Regions from separate parts of the Homo sapiens genome. Here all the other regions are linked to region 1. A link is a contact called in ENCODE Hi-C or POLR2A ChIA-PET data. All regions are on one chromosome and are shown on one strand. Each heading gives the region's core, a stretch centred on a gene start or an enhancer-like site at or near the end of the contact. The rest is flanking DNA. Distances are from core to core; before and after follow the strand shown.

The links. Hi-C counts contacts between places; a loop is a spot of excess contacts on that map. ChIA-PET counts read pairs that join two places held with the same protein, here RNA polymerase II (POLR2A). Pooled maps may share reads with other maps.
Region 2: a map of ovary shows a loop between it and region 1 (2.0-fold over the local background). The contact joins the enhancer-like site here to the promoter of GRIP2 in region 1. A Hi-C loop is called at or near these places in 1 of 168 maps with a recorded cell type or tissue (ovary) and 2 of 50 pooled maps. POLR2A ChIA-PET finds 5 or more read pairs at or near these places in 1 of 52 experiments (BJ).
Region 3: a loop to region 1 is called in a pooled map, with 2.2 times the contacts of the local background. The contact joins the enhancer-like site here to the promoter of GRIP2 in region 1. A Hi-C loop is called at or near these places in 3 of 168 maps with a recorded cell type or tissue (cardiac septum, heart right ventricle and mammary epithelial cell) and 7 of 50 pooled maps. POLR2A ChIA-PET finds 5 or more read pairs at or near these places in 2 of 52 experiments (HEK293 and OCI-LY7).

What each region holds. Positions count from the first base shown.
Region 1 is chr3:14,536,513-14,541,646 of GRCh38, reverse strand. It overlaps GRIP2 (glutamate receptor interacting protein 2), which reads left to right and starts at 1,305. Exons shown (of 24, transcript NM_001080423.4): 1 at 1,305-1,378. The coding sequence starts at 1,339. RefSeq lists an enhancer at 4,533-5,134.
Region 2 is chr3:14,415,812-14,420,945 of GRCh38, reverse strand. It overlaps SLC6A6 (solute carrier family 6 member 6), which reads right to left. Exons shown (of 15, transcript NM_003043.6): 2 at 4,493-4,534. Among named protein-coding and RNA genes, the nearest start is that of SLC6A6, 16 kb to the right of the region's middle. Within about 2 kb of position 1,930, at least 11 of the 41 ENCODE cell types and tissues checked have a DNase peak (open chromatin) inside an H3K27ac peak, as active enhancers do.
Region 3 is chr3:14,645,786-14,650,919 of GRCh38, reverse strand. It overlaps LOC124909347 (a long non-coding RNA gene), which reads left to right. Exons shown (of 2, transcript XR_007095826.1): 2 at 1-5,134. Among named protein-coding and RNA genes, the nearest start is that of CCDC174, 3.4 kb to the left of the region's middle. Within about 2 kb of position 2,184, at least 2 of the 41 ENCODE cell types and tissues checked have a DNase peak (open chromatin) inside an H3K27ac peak, as active enhancers do.

The DNA.
Region 1 (5,134 bases), core at 56-2,555:
TTGAGTTTGCAGATACAAAAGCACAAGTAGCCCTGCCCCAGATTTAGAACCTGGATTATTCTAAAGGTGCCACTAGCGTTGGGCTGGCAGGAGCCAGTGTGGGGCGGCCCAGGAATTGTGGCTAAATTCCATGCTGGGGTCACTGTTCTGGAGGGAACCCACAAGAAACCTCGGGTCCCTAACTACCGGGCAGCCCTCTCCCACTAGCTGCAGGGCACATGGAAGAAATATGAGGCTCGTGTGTTCCCACGCGGTCAGGAACTCCATGGGAGCCAGGCCTTGTCTGTCTGGTTCTCTGTTGCCAGACGCACTGTGCAGTTGTACAGGTTGTTGACATCCACCATTCAGTGCCCTGTCACCATCACCCCACCCTTCTTGGTGTCTGACCCTCAGTTGGTGCCAGCACACACTGGTGGGATGGAGGGCAGGGGAAATTGGGTGCAGCCTGCCACCCCTTCTCACAGACAGGTAGAGGAGGAGCCTCAGGTGTCCATTAAGATCAGCCTGGTCAGTCCTGAGCCAATGTGGAGGAATCCCAGGAGTGTGCAAGGCTAAGGCCCAGCTGGGTCTGGGACGGGGCAGAGCCTGCCAGGTGTGGCTGGAGCCTGTGACCAACTGGCCCTGCCTATCAAGCCCAGAGGCGGGCAGATCCTCCACCCAGCTCACTTGGTCTTCACAAAAAGCTGGGTGGCCACTCCACGTGGCAGGCTGCCGGGTTCATCTTTCCTAAGTCCCATTTTACCGAGGGAAAACTGATACCTAGGAGAGGTAGTTGGAACATTGGTGGGAGGGCCCTGGAGGGTCTCCAAGCTCAAGGGTTTCTAAGCTGAGACCTACAGAGACGCCCTGGCATTGTTCATGCAGTCAAAGAGTCTGTGCTTCATCTAGCTTATGTCCTGGGGTTCTGTGCAAATTCTCTTGGAATCTGCCGTTTAGAAAAAAAAAAAGTTTGGAAAGCACTGTTCCCTGTCTCCAGATGAAAAAACTGATGCCTAGTGAGGGAAGAGTCGTTTGCCAAAGTCCCAGGGCAAGTTAGAAGCAGGCTCTCTCTCTGCCTGAGAGCCCTGGGGGAAGCCCCAGGCATGCCACCTTCAAAGACCCCCTGTCCAGACCCAGGCTGCAGGGGTGGGGCATGTTGGACCCTGTCCTGGAGCCAGCCTTGACAATAGCCATGTCCCCTTTAAGCAGAGAGCCGCCCGCTGCAGTGGGTGGACTCGGTGCCCAGCCAGTGGGAGCTGTGAGCTTCCCTCCCACAGCCCCTCCCTGGGGAGGGGAGGGAGGGCCAAGCAGCGTGGCTCCCGAGGGAGTTGGTGGGCAGCAGGGGAGACAATAGCGAACATGCTGTGTGGGCTCAGCCGGGAGACCCCTGGAGAGGCGGGTACGTAATGGGGGGTCTGTGGGCAGAGTGATGGGGCTGAACACATAGATCCCTCTGGAGCTGCTGCCCAGAGAGAGGGGACTGGATGGCTGAGACCTGGGACTGCCACTCCCTGGAGACCCAGGGCTTGGGGAGGGTGGGGCAGGACACTTGCTGGGGCTGTCTGTCTGACCCTGGCCACTGTCCTGTAGCAGGATGGCTGAGCCTCCCCCAGGGCTGTCCAGCACAGGCAGGCAGAACAGGCGGGTCTGGAGGTTCCGAGGGCAGTGCTCAGCCTTGTAGGGGGAAGGCTGGTCCTATCTGGGTGTGAGCGAAGCCTTTTGCCCAATCTCAGGATCTGCACAGCTGCCTGGTGGGAGTGAGTGTCCGACCCAGAGGGGTGAGAGCCCAAGGCCCATGGGCAAGGTGGTGGTGAGGAGTTCCTGTGCTGGCACAGCTGGGCAGGAGACTGGTTCTCGGCAGGAGGAGAAACTCTGGTTTGGGGGTCTGACTGGTGAGCCCCTGGGGCTCTGGGAATGTGTGGGATGGGGGATCACAGCTGCCACATTCCTGGGTGTGCTGAGGCTGGGACCCAGGGGAGGGGCAGACACGATTGTTCCATCTGTCTCTCCAGCCTCAGCCTGGGCTCACCCTATTCCTCCAAAGAGGGAGCTTGGGGCCTGGACCAGAACATACTGCATTCACTGCCCTGGGGTTGCCTCACTGGTTTCTTCCCACGCTCTTGACATATCTTTGCACCACAGCTCCAAGGGCAAGGACTGTGGTCCCAGTGGACAGAGGAGGAAACCAAGGCTCAGGGAGGGCAGTGGCCGAGCTGGGATTGACACCCCGATGACTTTTACTGCAGAGCCCCCAGCCCTGCTTCTGAGGGCCCAGTGGACTTTGATTCCCACCTCCCTTCCCATGGCAAGGAGCAGAGCCAGGTCACCTCTGGACCCAGCCTTAGCGACCCAGGAAAAATAACACTCATAATCATAATAGCTGGCTGTTGTCGAGAGCTTCCTCTGGGCCAGGCTCTTTTCTAAGCTTTCTGTGCATTTTCTCATTTAATCCTCATAACTACACTGCCACTTGGGTACTGTTATTCTCTCCATTTTGCAGTTGGGGAAACTGAGGCAGAGAGCTGCTAAGTGACTTGTTCAGGGTTATATAGCCAGAAGTGACAAAGCTGGGATTTGACCCGATGGGCCCACCCATCCTTGGCAACTGCACTGTAAATGGAGGCTCTGCCTTCTTGGCCTGGACACATCTGTTCTTTCAACCCAAGGCCCAGGTGAGTGGGGTCACCTTGGTCTGCTGTGGTCAGGGCCACAAAGGCAGCAGTGCCCTGGAGACCTTACCTGGGGCACTGCCAGGGAGGTGTCTCCCCCTCCTCATGGGCCTGTGACCTCCACCTCGGCCCAGGGTCAGCATCAACTGCCTGGGCCTTTGCCCAGTCTCCTCCCTGGCCTGGCCTCCACCCCTTTGCTGCCATGGGAGGAAGCTTGCCAAAACACAAATCTGCTCAGCTCCTAAGCCTTGCATTCAAGGCCCTTCCTGACCTCTCTGACATTTTCTCTCTCTGATGACTTACTTGACCTCTACCCTCACCACTGTAGCCTCCACCCTAGGTCTCCTCCCCAGGTCACAGAACCTCATGATCACACTTGCTTCAGTTTGCATCAGCACCAAGGCTCTTCTTCCAAAAAGTGTAAAGATGGAGCTTCAGGCACAGTGGGATCCAGATGCTCAATTAACATCATTAGGACTCTGGGTCTCTTCGTAGCTTGCTCTGCTTCACTTTAGTGAGCTTCATTTCCAGGCAGACTCTCTCCTCTCCTTGAGAGTTCCTGGCACCTTCAAACTTAAGGTCAACCAGCTCAGTCATCCCTAAGGAAAGAGAGCCTATTTCCAGTAGTTCCAGCAAATGCCCCAGAAACGGCTCTCATTGGTCCAACTTGTATCACATGCCCACCCCTGATGGATCGCTGAGCCTCTGATTGGCCAGGCCTGGTCATGTGACCTCCCCTGTTGCTGGTAAGGACAGCCATATACCTCCACATTTGGCACAGAAGACTGCAGCCCTGAGAAGTCAGCCCACTGGCAGTGTGCGTCAGTGAGTGCCCCGATTGGAGCTGGGCTCTGTGGACCAGGCAGCCCTATGCCCTTTCTCTGCTCCTGATGGACTCTGGGTGGGTCCCTTCTCAGGCCCCACACCCTGGGCATGTCGTCTCACTCCAGGGAGTCTTGCTTTCCTGTCACTAACCCCAGAGTTCTGGCAGGAAGGGACTGTGACCTATCTCCATTGGCCCAGGCTGGGGCACACAGTAGGCCTGAACACAGATTTTGGCAGGAAGTCCCTCTCCATGTTCACTCTCCTGCCTTGAGGACGGGAGGCCTGCTCTGACTCCGCAGCCACAAAGACATCTTTGTTCCAGGCCTGCTAGGTCTGAGCAGGCACTTGCTGCCATGCTGGGGGCAGGGAAGTCTCAGTGGGTGTGGGTGTACATGTGTGAAGGTCCCCCTGCTGTGCCCTGGGCTACCCACTCCTCCGAGGGGCCCTCACCAGGCCTACCCCTTGGCTCTGAGACTCCTCAGGCAGGCCTGGCCTCCTACTCCACAGCAGGGGCTGTGGCCATGGGGGATCCTTCGCCTGAGTTTGCGTCCTGGCTCTGTCTCTTCCTAGTCTCTGACCTTGAGAAACTCATTCCACCTCTTTGATTCTCATTCTCCTAATCTGTAAATGGGAATTGAATTAAAAAAATATTTGCTGAGCATGTACTACATGCCAGACAATGTGTGCGCTGCACACAGCAGTGAGCAGGCAGACAGAAGCCCGGCCCCCTGGAGCTGACATCCCAGTAAAAATAGTCGTAAATATTTAGATGGTGTTGATTGCCCAGAGGAACATGAAGCAGGGAGGGAGTGGAGAGGAGGTGTGGAGGTACAGGGTGCGTGTGTAAGTTCCAACAGGCGGATGGGGAAGGCCTCCCTGAGGAGGTGACATTTCTACAAGTTCCCGAAGGAGCTGAGACGGGAGTTTTGATGATGTCTGGGGAAGAGTTTTGTGGGCAGAGGGAACAGCCGATGCAAAGGCCCTAGGGGGATGTGAGTCTGGTGGGCCTTGGGTCGAAAGGACAGATGTGTCCAGGAAGGCTTCACCTCCCTTTAGAGTGCAGTTGCCAAGGTGGGGTGGGCCCATAGGGTCAAATCTCCGCTTTGTCACTTCTGGCTGTGTAACCAGGAACAAGTCACTTAGCATCTCCATGCCTCAGTTTTCCCAGCTGTAAAATGGGGAGAATAACAGTGCCCAAGTGGCAGTGTGGTTATGAGGATTAAGTGAGAAAATGCAGTGTGCTGGAGTGGAGCTGGCCAGGGCGAGCATCAGGAGGTGAAGTCAGGGGACCGGGGACTGACAGTTGTGGTGAGGACTTCTGCTTCTACTCTCCCTGAGCTAGACACAGTCTTCTTGTGACTGCAGGCAGCCGCCATTGGGAAACTGAATGGTTCTGTGGGTGACCCTGATTTTGAGGTCACGTTCCTTGACATTGCTGGTTTTAGAGTAGGGCAGGAGAGCAGGACCCAGAACGCAGAAGGCCAACCCCCAACTTGAGACTGCGCCCCCGCTCTCCCATGGTGGGATGTTGGCCTGCGTGTGGCTCAGGCCTGCTGGACAGGAGCCCCTCTCCCTGTGTGGAGGAGGATTGTGGGGGTGGCGGCCTCTCCAGGTGATGCCATGGGTCCTGCTAGCCCTGATGCACCCAGCCTGTGAGTGCC
Region 2 (5,134 bases), core at 681-3,180, 120 kb after region 1:
ACTCAAAAGAAGTTCACTGGCTTCAGCTTTGCCAGACAAAAAAGTTCGGGAAATTGGCGGCACAACACTTTAAATCTACTTACCATGACTGAATTGTACACTTTCAAGGGGTTAAGATGGTCAGCTTTAAGTTATTTGTCTTTTACAACAATTGAAAATAGAGGCTGGGCGCGGTGGCTCATGCCTGTAATCCCAGAACTTTGGAAGGCCAAGTCAGAAGGATCACTTGAGCCCAGAAGTTTGAAACCAGCCTGGGCAACATAGTGAGACCCAGTCTCTAAAAAAAATAATTAGCCAGGCATGGAGGCATGCATGTAATCCCAGGTACTCAGGAGGCTGAGGTGGGAGGAAGGCTTGAGTTTGGAAGGTCAAGGCTGTAGCGAGCTATGATCACACCACTGCTCTCCAGCCTGGGTGACAGAGCAAGACTCTGTCTCAAAAAAAAAAAAAAAAAAAGCAGAGTGGTTTACAAGAGAAACTGTAACCAGCCAATTTCCCATCACTATGGGATTAATTAAATAAACACTGCTTTAGTCAAACAAATCATGGCTTACAACAAGGTCAGCAAACTGGCCACTGGGCCAAATCCAGCAGCTTGTTTTCTCTTGCCTCAGCCTCCAGAGTAGCTGGAACTACAGGTGCGCACCATCACGCACAGCTAATTTTTGTATTTTTAGTAGAGATGGGGTTTTGCCATGTTGGCCAGGCTGGTCTTGAACTTCTGACCTCAAGTGATCCACCCGCCTCAGCCTCCCAAACTGCTGGGATTACAGGCGTGAGCCACTGTGCCTGTTCAAAAATGTATGACTTTTATAACCAGAGTAAATAATAAATATCATTTTATTACGGTCTTGAGCCTTCTAGGAAGCGAATGTTGAGGTTGGCACTTCTGTTGAACAGGCCTGAGGTGGCCTTTTCTGACAACACTGGAAGTCATGGGCCTGTTATATCAACACTCCTATATGCACCAGTTTACAATGGGTGCGGGGCATGGGGGCAGACACCCCGTGGGAGATCTCACCACAAGCCCAGAGAGGGTCTCCCTGTTAAGAATCTTCTTTCTTCCTTAAGCTGCCCCAGGCACCGGGAGGGTGAATCTGATTTCTGGACTCAGCCCCATAGCTGAGGGGGTGGGGAGTTGCTCTAGGGGGGGCTCACCTTGGGGGATAAAATGAGAAATTGCATGTGGGGTGCTTGGCACTGATGTGCTAGGCCTTTTGCACACTTAACCTCACTGTGCTTACAAAGTGATGAGGTCACCCCCACCCCAAAATCCCAGTATCACCGTCTTTCTAACCCTCCTGGGTGCCACTATTGCTCCATTTCAGGGGTGGGTTACCTGAGGCTCAGGGTAGTTCTGTGACTCCTCCAGGTCACGAAGCCGGCAGGGCTGGAACAGAGATTTGAACTAGGGACTGCCTGACTCCCCAGCTCCATGGACTCCACTACATGGGTTGCCCCCTGTCAGCAATACTTTTTTGGGCTGGTCCATTAATAGTTCAGGCTCTGCTGAACAACTAACACACATTCCCATGTCCGCATCATGCCCCTTCTCAGATGAGAACCTGAAGGTCAGAGCCCTCAAGTGACGTGCCCAGTGAGGAGGGCGCACACCTAGCAGTGCTCAGACTTCAGAGCTGACAAGGTCTGTTCTTCCACCCTGTTCCTCTAGACACCCCTGCCATGTCAGGGGGCCGAGGAGCCCTTTCAGAAAGTGTTAAGCCAAGAGGGCTGCTTGGAGGAGCATCAGATAAGTCTGAGGGCAAATCTGCCTCTCAGCCTTTTCTATAAAATGGGCTCCCAAGCGCAAATACATCAGCAAGCCTCAAAAAGAGGAACATTGGCAACCTCTGTTTACTGCCTGTAACAGCCCATCCCAGGCAGGGCCCCTTGCACAAGACTCTATCTGGAAGCAGAACTCACATTCCAGCCTCACGGCAGCAGGAGCCTCATTTCCCAGGTGCTTTGACTACTCATTAACCAGGAGGAAGTCCCGGGGGAAGGGGAAGGGGCTGGGCCCAGAGGCCGTTCCCAGCCTGAGGAAGTGGGCTAGAGTCAGCTCAATCAGGTTCAAATCCTTCCCAGCTGTGTAGTCTTGGAAACAATCAATTCATCTCTCCAAGCCTCAGTTTTCTGATCTGTACAATAGGGATGACATCAGCGCCCACCTCACAAGGCTCCTGAGGAGGCTGTGCATGAGTCTGTGACGTGTTTAGCAGTGCCTGATGTGCAATAAGCGCTCAATGAATTTCTCATATTTTTTCAAAAAGAGTAAGAGCACACCCACTTCTTTGGGTTGACAGAGTTAACACAGTAAACCTCTCGGCAGTATATGAGCATGCTGAGTCCAGGAAGCGGTAGCAATCATTATTATTGACGTCTATAACTATTATGATGACGCCTGTGGAGGCTGACGTCGAGTAGGTCACCTCCATGCCTGCCCAGTGGCTGGCTGGGTACACACCCCTGCCCGATGTCACAGCACAAAGAATATGTCTCCATGGGGTGGGGCTGCTTGTGACCAAGCAACCTAGGCCAGCTGAGCTTGATGAAAAGGAAGGACTTGGTCCAGCTGCTAGCAGCAGCAGGTTGAGGAGCTCTGGGCCACAAACAAACGCTTGCCTAGTCCCGGCTTCACAGGGGACCCCACTCCAACCAATCCGAACCCTGGACCAGTGGGAGCTTAACCTTCCCCCTTAGAAATTTCTGCCCAGGAAGCCAGGGTTTTCTAATTCCAAAGCAGAGTCCACAGTGGGTCTTGACATCAATGTAAGGGGTCAAGGCCATCTTTTTTACTAAAGGAAGACAGAGCAGACCAGAGCACAGCAGATGGCGAGTACGAGGATGATCTGAGAAACTTCAATTTCAGGGTTTGAGTTTGACGTGTGTGTTTGTGTACATGCACACGCAGGCCACATCCCATTGTAAAATGTATTTAATGAACGCTGAGGATTAAATAAGACTCTGAAAGCCCCTAGAGCAGGCAATGTCTTAATCAGCGAAGGAGACATCCCTTAAACCCTTTTTAAAAACATAATGACGATCCTGAACTAAAAGAAAAATAAGGCTGCTGTAAACACTGAGACAATCAGTGCAATGCCATTAAGATCCACAGATAACAGAATCACGTCAATGTTAAATCAGTGTCCTGGGGTAGATAACTGTGCTAGGGTTATATAAGAGAATGGCCTTGCTCTTTTTTTTTTTTTTTTTCGAGACGGAGTCTCGCTGCGTCGCCCAGGCTGGAGTGCAGTGGCACGATCGCGGCTCGCTGCAAGCTCCATCCCCCGGGTTCACGCCATTCTCCTGCCTCAGCCTCCCGAGTAGCTGGAACTACAGGCGCCCGCCACCACGTCTGGCTAATTTTTTGTGTTTTTTAGTAGAGACAGGGTTTCACCGTGTTAGCCAGGATGGTCTCGATCTCCTGACCTCGTGATCTGCCCACCTTGGCCTCCCAAAGTGCTGGGATCCCAGGCGTGAGCCACGGCGCCCGGCCTGGCCTTGCTCTTATGAAAGGCCTGAAGGATTGAGGTGAAGGGGCATCATGCCTGCAATTTACTCCCCAATGATTCAGCAAAAATGGAAGAATGTTCACGTGACTGTTTTTATTTAACATATTAGTGAGAAAGAGATGAAGCGAATGTGGCAAATGTTACCCATGGGAAAATCTCAACGAAGGGCATAATGCGAGGCCACTGTAATACTCTTGCAACTTTAGCAAAGGTTTTCCATTTTACTTGTTTATTTATAATTTTATTTATATTATTTTTAATTTTTGCTGAGATGGGGCTCATTATGTTGCCCACGCTGGTCTCGAGCTCCTGGCCTCAAGCAATCCTCCTGCCTTGGCCTCCCAAAGTGCAGGGATTGGAGGCGTGAGCCACTGTGCCCTTGACAACATCGTGAAACCCCGTTACTCCAAAAAATACAAAAATAAGCTGGGCACGGCGGCACGCGCCTGTAGTGCCAGCTGCTAGGGAGGCTGGGGTGGGAGGATCACCTGAACCTGGGGAGATCGAGGCTGCAGTGAGCCCTGATGACACCACTGCACCCCAGCGTAGGCGACAGAGTGTGACCCTGTCTCAAAACAAAAACAAACCTTTAACAGAGACAGAGCCAAGCTCAGACCCCAATCCTCAGAATCAACTCAGTGAGGGCATCCTCCCCACGGCAGACTTGCCCCAGGCTACTCTGCAGCAGAGCCAGGACAGGGCACAGGCTGGATCTCCAAAACCAGTGCTTGGCCCATTTGCAGGGCGTCCCTGTGCCCTCTGGCACAGACTGGCTGGGGACCAAGCAGGCACAGAGTGGCCAAGCCAGGCCAGGGGATCTGCCACCTGGAGGTGAGGTGTGGACAAGGTCTGTGGGCCTCAGGGGTCCCGTCTTGTCCTCCTAGAGCCTGGGGGAGACACGGAGCTCCTGAGCCCCCCACCTTGGGTCACTGCACAACGTGTGAGACACCCATCCCACCTGGAGGTCCAAGGTCACTTACGTTTGGGAGCTCCTCAGAAGGGCTGTGGTTCTGGTTCTGGATCTATTGCAAAGAGAGGAAGCGAAGACGGAAGAAAGAGATCTGGTCAGAGGCAGACTGTGCACAGGGCCCCTAATTGTCCACCCACTTGTAACCACCAGACGTGTGTGCTGGGGAGGGGCTGACCAAACCCCTTGGAAGGCCAGGACGCTGAGGCTCACACATGCATACTCACACATGCCAACACAAGCTCACATGCAGACGCACAGACACAAGTGTAATCATATGCAGACTCCCAGCCCCACACACTTGCCTGTGTCAGCCACACACATGTTCACAGCCACACACAGACCCACATGGGACACACACTCACACATGCACTCCCACTCACTCACACACGCCCCTCTCTTGGATGCAGGGTCCCCAAAACTTAGTCAGCAGCAAGAACCATCACATTGCCCTTGGTCAGAGGGGAACAAGGTTTCAGCTGCAAATGGGTAAGCTGTTCCACAGCCCTAGCCACAGAAAGCCCACACTCCTGAGCGCCCCACCAGCTCAGTCACATAGCCTGACTATTCCCAAGGGGCGCAGGGACACACCAGGGCCAGAGTGAGGGGCCTCAGAGAAGATCCTTGGGGGATGTGGTATTCACCAACCAGTTCA
Region 3 (5,134 bases), core at 935-3,434, 110 kb before region 1:
ACTTTCTGGGTTGGAATCGCTCTTCACGGCTTACTGCTTGTGTGACCTTGGGCAAGTTACTTAACTTCCGTGTGCCTCAGTTTCCAAAGGGGGATATAATTTTATTTACCTAATGGGTCTTAGTGAGGATTAGATGAGTTAAATGAGCTAGTCTTGATAAAAATGTTAATGATTATGGTAGACAGACCAATCACCCTCACCCCGACTCCCAGATGTCTACCTTCTAATCCCCAGAATCTGGGTATATGGTGACCTTTATATAGCAAAAGAGAATTGGCAGAGATGATGAAATTAAAGCGATTGAGATGGGGAGCTAGCCTGGATTGTGCAGGTGGGTCCCCTATCATCAAAACCATCCTTATAAGGGGTAGACAGGATGGCCAGAGTCAGACAGAGATCAGAGATGCTTTGAAGAGGGAGAGTGGGACCACATGCCTAGGTATGCAGGAGGCCGCTAGAAAAAGCAAAGAAATGAGCCCTCCTCCAGAGTCTCCAGAAGGAATGCAGCATTGCTGACACGGTGATTTTAGTCTTGTAACACTCATCTCAAACTTCTGACTTCCAGAACTCTACCAGAATACGTTTGTGTTGTTTTAAGCCACCAAACTTGTGGCAATTTGTTACAGCAGCAAGACGAAAGTGATCATAATGATTGTAACAGTGGCATTTAGTATATGTGGGGCATGTGTATGACTCTTTGCATAGATTATATTATATAATCCTTGCAAGAATCCTAGAAGCGGACCTATTATCCACCATATTAGAGAGAAGAAAAATGAGACTCATCACATCCTCATCTCATCTGTCTTTATGGAGAAAATGGGAAAAGGGAAAAGGAGAGGGGAATTGAGGCAGTTGACTGTGTTCAGTCTTATTTATTTATTTTCATTTGTTTATTTCTCCAAGTCCGCCAGTCTCTGAAATTAGAACAGTAAGCAATATGAGATAATCGGGCCTAATAATGTTGTGATTCTCTTTTCTTAATGGAGTGGAATGTTCTGTCCCCACAAGAAGGATTATACCTTATAGACTTGTCTTGTTCAGATTCTGTATTTACCCATTTTACTGAAACACATACTAAATTCCATGTGTTTTTGTTACAAATCTTCTGAAAGAAAATGTGAAACATTAAAAGGTATTAATAATAATTTTTTTTAAAAGGAAAAAAAATGAGGCTCAGTTGCTTAAATGGCATGCCAGGGGTCATTTCCCAGCTAGCAAGTGAAGGAGCCTTCAGTTAAAAAATAACTCAAAGACATTGAGTTAATTATTGGCGTGTTATTTACTTGTAACTAGTGGAACCAGTATAGACTGACTTCATCTCAGAAAGCGAGGAAAGGATTTATATAGAAGAAACACAGCTTCTAAACTATGAATGTTGGTTTTTTTGCCTAGCTGGACCCTGGCAATGAAGCCAGTGAGTGTTCTGATCCTGGAAAGCTAGAAAGAAAGTAATTCTAGTTGCACGTGAATGTCCCTGAAGACCATGAGAATTTAGCTTCCTCTGCACGATGCCTGTCAGGGTCCTTGGTTGTCATCTCCATCTTAGCGATGCAGGTTTGCACCCTCACCCTTGTCAGAAATTCTCCCTAGAGTGGCATCCAGCTGATTGTAACCACCTCCCAAGCCACTTAAATGACCAGGAGCAAGCTAGTGAGTCCCCTTTATTCCCAGGCTCACTCATTTTGCAGGCTGCAAAAGCACAAAATAACTTAATCTTGCATTGACCAGAATGCTCCCCTGTCATACAAATGATTTTTCACATATCCCCCCATTTCCTCAAACTCTCTCCTCTTTGTTTATGTGTTCCAAGCATCTGGGTCTATCTGGAATTGCCTTCCTCTACCAAGTACAAAAGTTGAAGCCCAGCCCAGTATGTTCTTTACTCAGTCACCCTCTAAATACATGGACCTGGGTTTGTTCTGGAAGAAAGGGAGGGCAGGGACATCCTAGTCTGGTGAAAAGAGCACAGGATTTCCTCCGAGGCCGCTAGCACTCCGTTCCAGCTACGTTCCTTTAGTTAGTTTGGCAGCTCCCATCTCCCCTCTGAGCCTCGGTTCTTTTACCCAGTTGGGCACACAGGATGTTTGAGATAAAGAGTGTAAGAATGGTTTGCAAACTGAAAATGCTGTGCCTGCATCACTTGCAGGATAGTTCTGCTCAGTGCCAGTTTTCTCACAGCAGAAGGCGTGTGCGTACCAACAGTCTGTGTTATGACACTGCATATTTTGCAGTGTTTTGACCTCCGGTTTGTCCTTACCCCTGTTGAGTCCCAAGAGAGTGGGACTGGGTGGGAGATTGATTATCTTCTTCCTTCTTATATCTTACTAGATTTTAATTATCTATGAAGTCTTTTAGGTGCTTTAAATAAAGGGGGAGAGAGGAAATCTTCTGAAGCAGATGACAATTATTTCCCCCAAGCACAGCCACCAAGCCATGCTCTTATTTTGAATGATCTGCGTCATTTTCCAACATGAAGCCTCAGAAGGACATGATTACAGGCTGGACTCACCGACTGTAGCCTGTGCAGCTATTGTAATGTTTTAATCAGTGATTAAGTCAAGAGGTTTAATTTAGTACCGGGCTCCGTTAAGCTTGTGAAAATGGTTTTCTGCCTCCTCAAACTAAAAATGTGTCTCTCCCCCATGTGTCCAGCCCGAAGCATCTTAACCTTTGTTCTATCTTCAACACCGCTGGCTCTAACAAATTACTCAGCAGTGAATGAATTAGCTGAGTCCAATGTGTGAAAAAAGATTAGGCTGGACCTAGGAAAATTAGCTTCTAAGCACAGCACAGGATGAGGCATAAAGATACCTGGACTCGTGCCCTGCATGACAAAGAAGCTAAGCTTCATTAGCGTCAGTCATGACATCCGTCATTGGCATTATCTCATTGAATCCCTGCGACAACCTCAGGGGCAGATGCTATTATTATTCGCATTTTGTAGATGAAGAAAACTGAGACCCAGAGAAGGTAAATAACTTGTCCATGGTCACACAGGCAGTCTTGGTCCCAGGATTTGAGTTGAGGCAGCCTAGCTCTGGGATCCCCACACTGTCCTTCCTCCCTCGCTGGATCTGAGACTACGTTAGCTTTGCATTCATTCATTGATTAACTCTGTTGGGGAAAGGGGACATTTTAGGGAGCTACCCCAGAATAGTTCTGCAGGAGGGACCTGTCTTTAGGTCATTGCAAGCAGAGATGACTAAGGAGGTGAGTGCCAGGAGTCCTGACCATGCAAGCTAGAACTGGACAAGCATCATTTGGTATCACGGAGAGCCCAGCCGAGCTTGCAAATCTGGAGTAACAGGATGGCCTATGGGGCTTTTTCTGCAGCCTGGGGAATTGGTGCCTGAGGCCATGGCTAAAAAAAAAAATGAGAGTTGCTAAAAACTACAGCCTCAAACTCTTAATGGGGGCCCAAGTGCTGCCCCCCAGCTTCAACCCAATGGCTTACTATGAACAGGAGAAGATGCTTTATAGTGCTCAAATCCACCCGACCCCACTGGATTTAGAGAGGCAGCAGGGAAGTGGTAGAGGGAGCTGTCCACATTATGAGATGTTGGCCTCATAGAGAGGGACGGGAGGGACATTTCTCTAAACTCCTAAAGCCAAGTGAGGGGCTCCAAAGATGAGGAACAGAGTTCAAATCAGAGATCTGGCAATGTCATGGTGGGGAGTCTTGAAGGTGACCCAGCTGAACCCAAGAAGTAGGAAAAAGCAGAGAAAAGCCACAGCAAGAAGTAGGGAAAAGCAGAGAAATGCCACAGTAAGAAGTAGAGAAAGCAGAGAAACATCACAACTAGAAGCAGCCCAGGTCCCCGACCCTTCTTGTTGGCCCTGCGTTAGTTTCCTAGGGCCACCATAACAAAATGTCACAGACTAGATGGCTTGAAACAATAGAAATTTATTGTCTCACAGTTCCAGAGACTGGAAGCCCTAAATCAAGGCATCGCAAGGCCAGGTTCCCTCTGAAACCTGTAGGGGGAATCCTTCCTTTCCTCCTCCCAGCCCCTGATAGTGAGTGGCAGTCCTTGGCTTTCCTTGGCTTCTAGATGTGTCCCTCCAGCCCTGTCTTCACGTGGCCTTCTCCCTGTGCCTGTCTTCACATGGCCGTCTTCTTACAAGGACACCGGTTATATGAGGTTAGGGGCCCACTGTACTCCAATGTGACCTCATCTTAACTGATTGCATCTGTAACAACCCTATTTCCAAATAAGGCCACATTCTGAGGTACTGAGGGATAGGACTTCAACAGATCTTCTTTTAGGGCGGGGTGCAGTTCAACCCAGAACAGGCCCTCCGTGTCAGTCTTGAAAAAGGCCAGCAGAGACCCTCAGTACTAATGGGAGAGGAGACCTGAGACCCGTCCCAGAGAGCCGGGGTTTATAAACTGGCTGAGAAAGGGACTGCCAGAGGGGTCATGAAGGAATGACAGTGGTGGGGGGCCAGAGGGGCTGCCTGAAGTGGAGATGGGACAGAACAGAACTGCTCTGTGTGCACGCCCTGTCCAGGCCTAGCTGCTGGGGAGCTGGCTGCCCTTTCCTGCCAGTGAGGCCAGTCAGTGGGGTGCAGCAACCCTCACCCCCCACAGCAGGAAGGAGGAAACAAACTTTGGTTGGAACCACGGCGGGGCGCAGGCAGGAACTAAAGAGTGAAAAGGAGAGCACTCACATTTGGGGAGGCACACAGAGAAGACCTTCTTGTCTTGCAGGGCTCTGGGGAGCAGAGCTATCTGGGTGGAGTATGGCCAGATGTCAGCAGCACCCAGGCCAGCAGGCTCACATGGCTGAAGGAGTCAGGATAGGATGGAGGCCAGAGAACATGGAAGTGGGGCGCCCACATCTCCTGGTGCTTCACAGGCCACTTATAGGGACTTGGCGTTTACTCTGTGTGAAGTGGGAGCCGTGGAGGACACTGAGCAGAAGAGGTCTGTGGCCCAACTTAGGGCTTCATGGGATCCCTGTGGCTGCCAGATTCAGAAGAGACCATTTTAGCCAGAACAGTTCCCTATCTGCATACTTCCCATGGACACACAGCAAGGGAGGCGACCATGTACCTCTGTTTTAAGGACAGGTGTATGCCTAAGAGACCAGACAGAACATGCTTTATGTCCACTAGCTGTGAGCCTTCA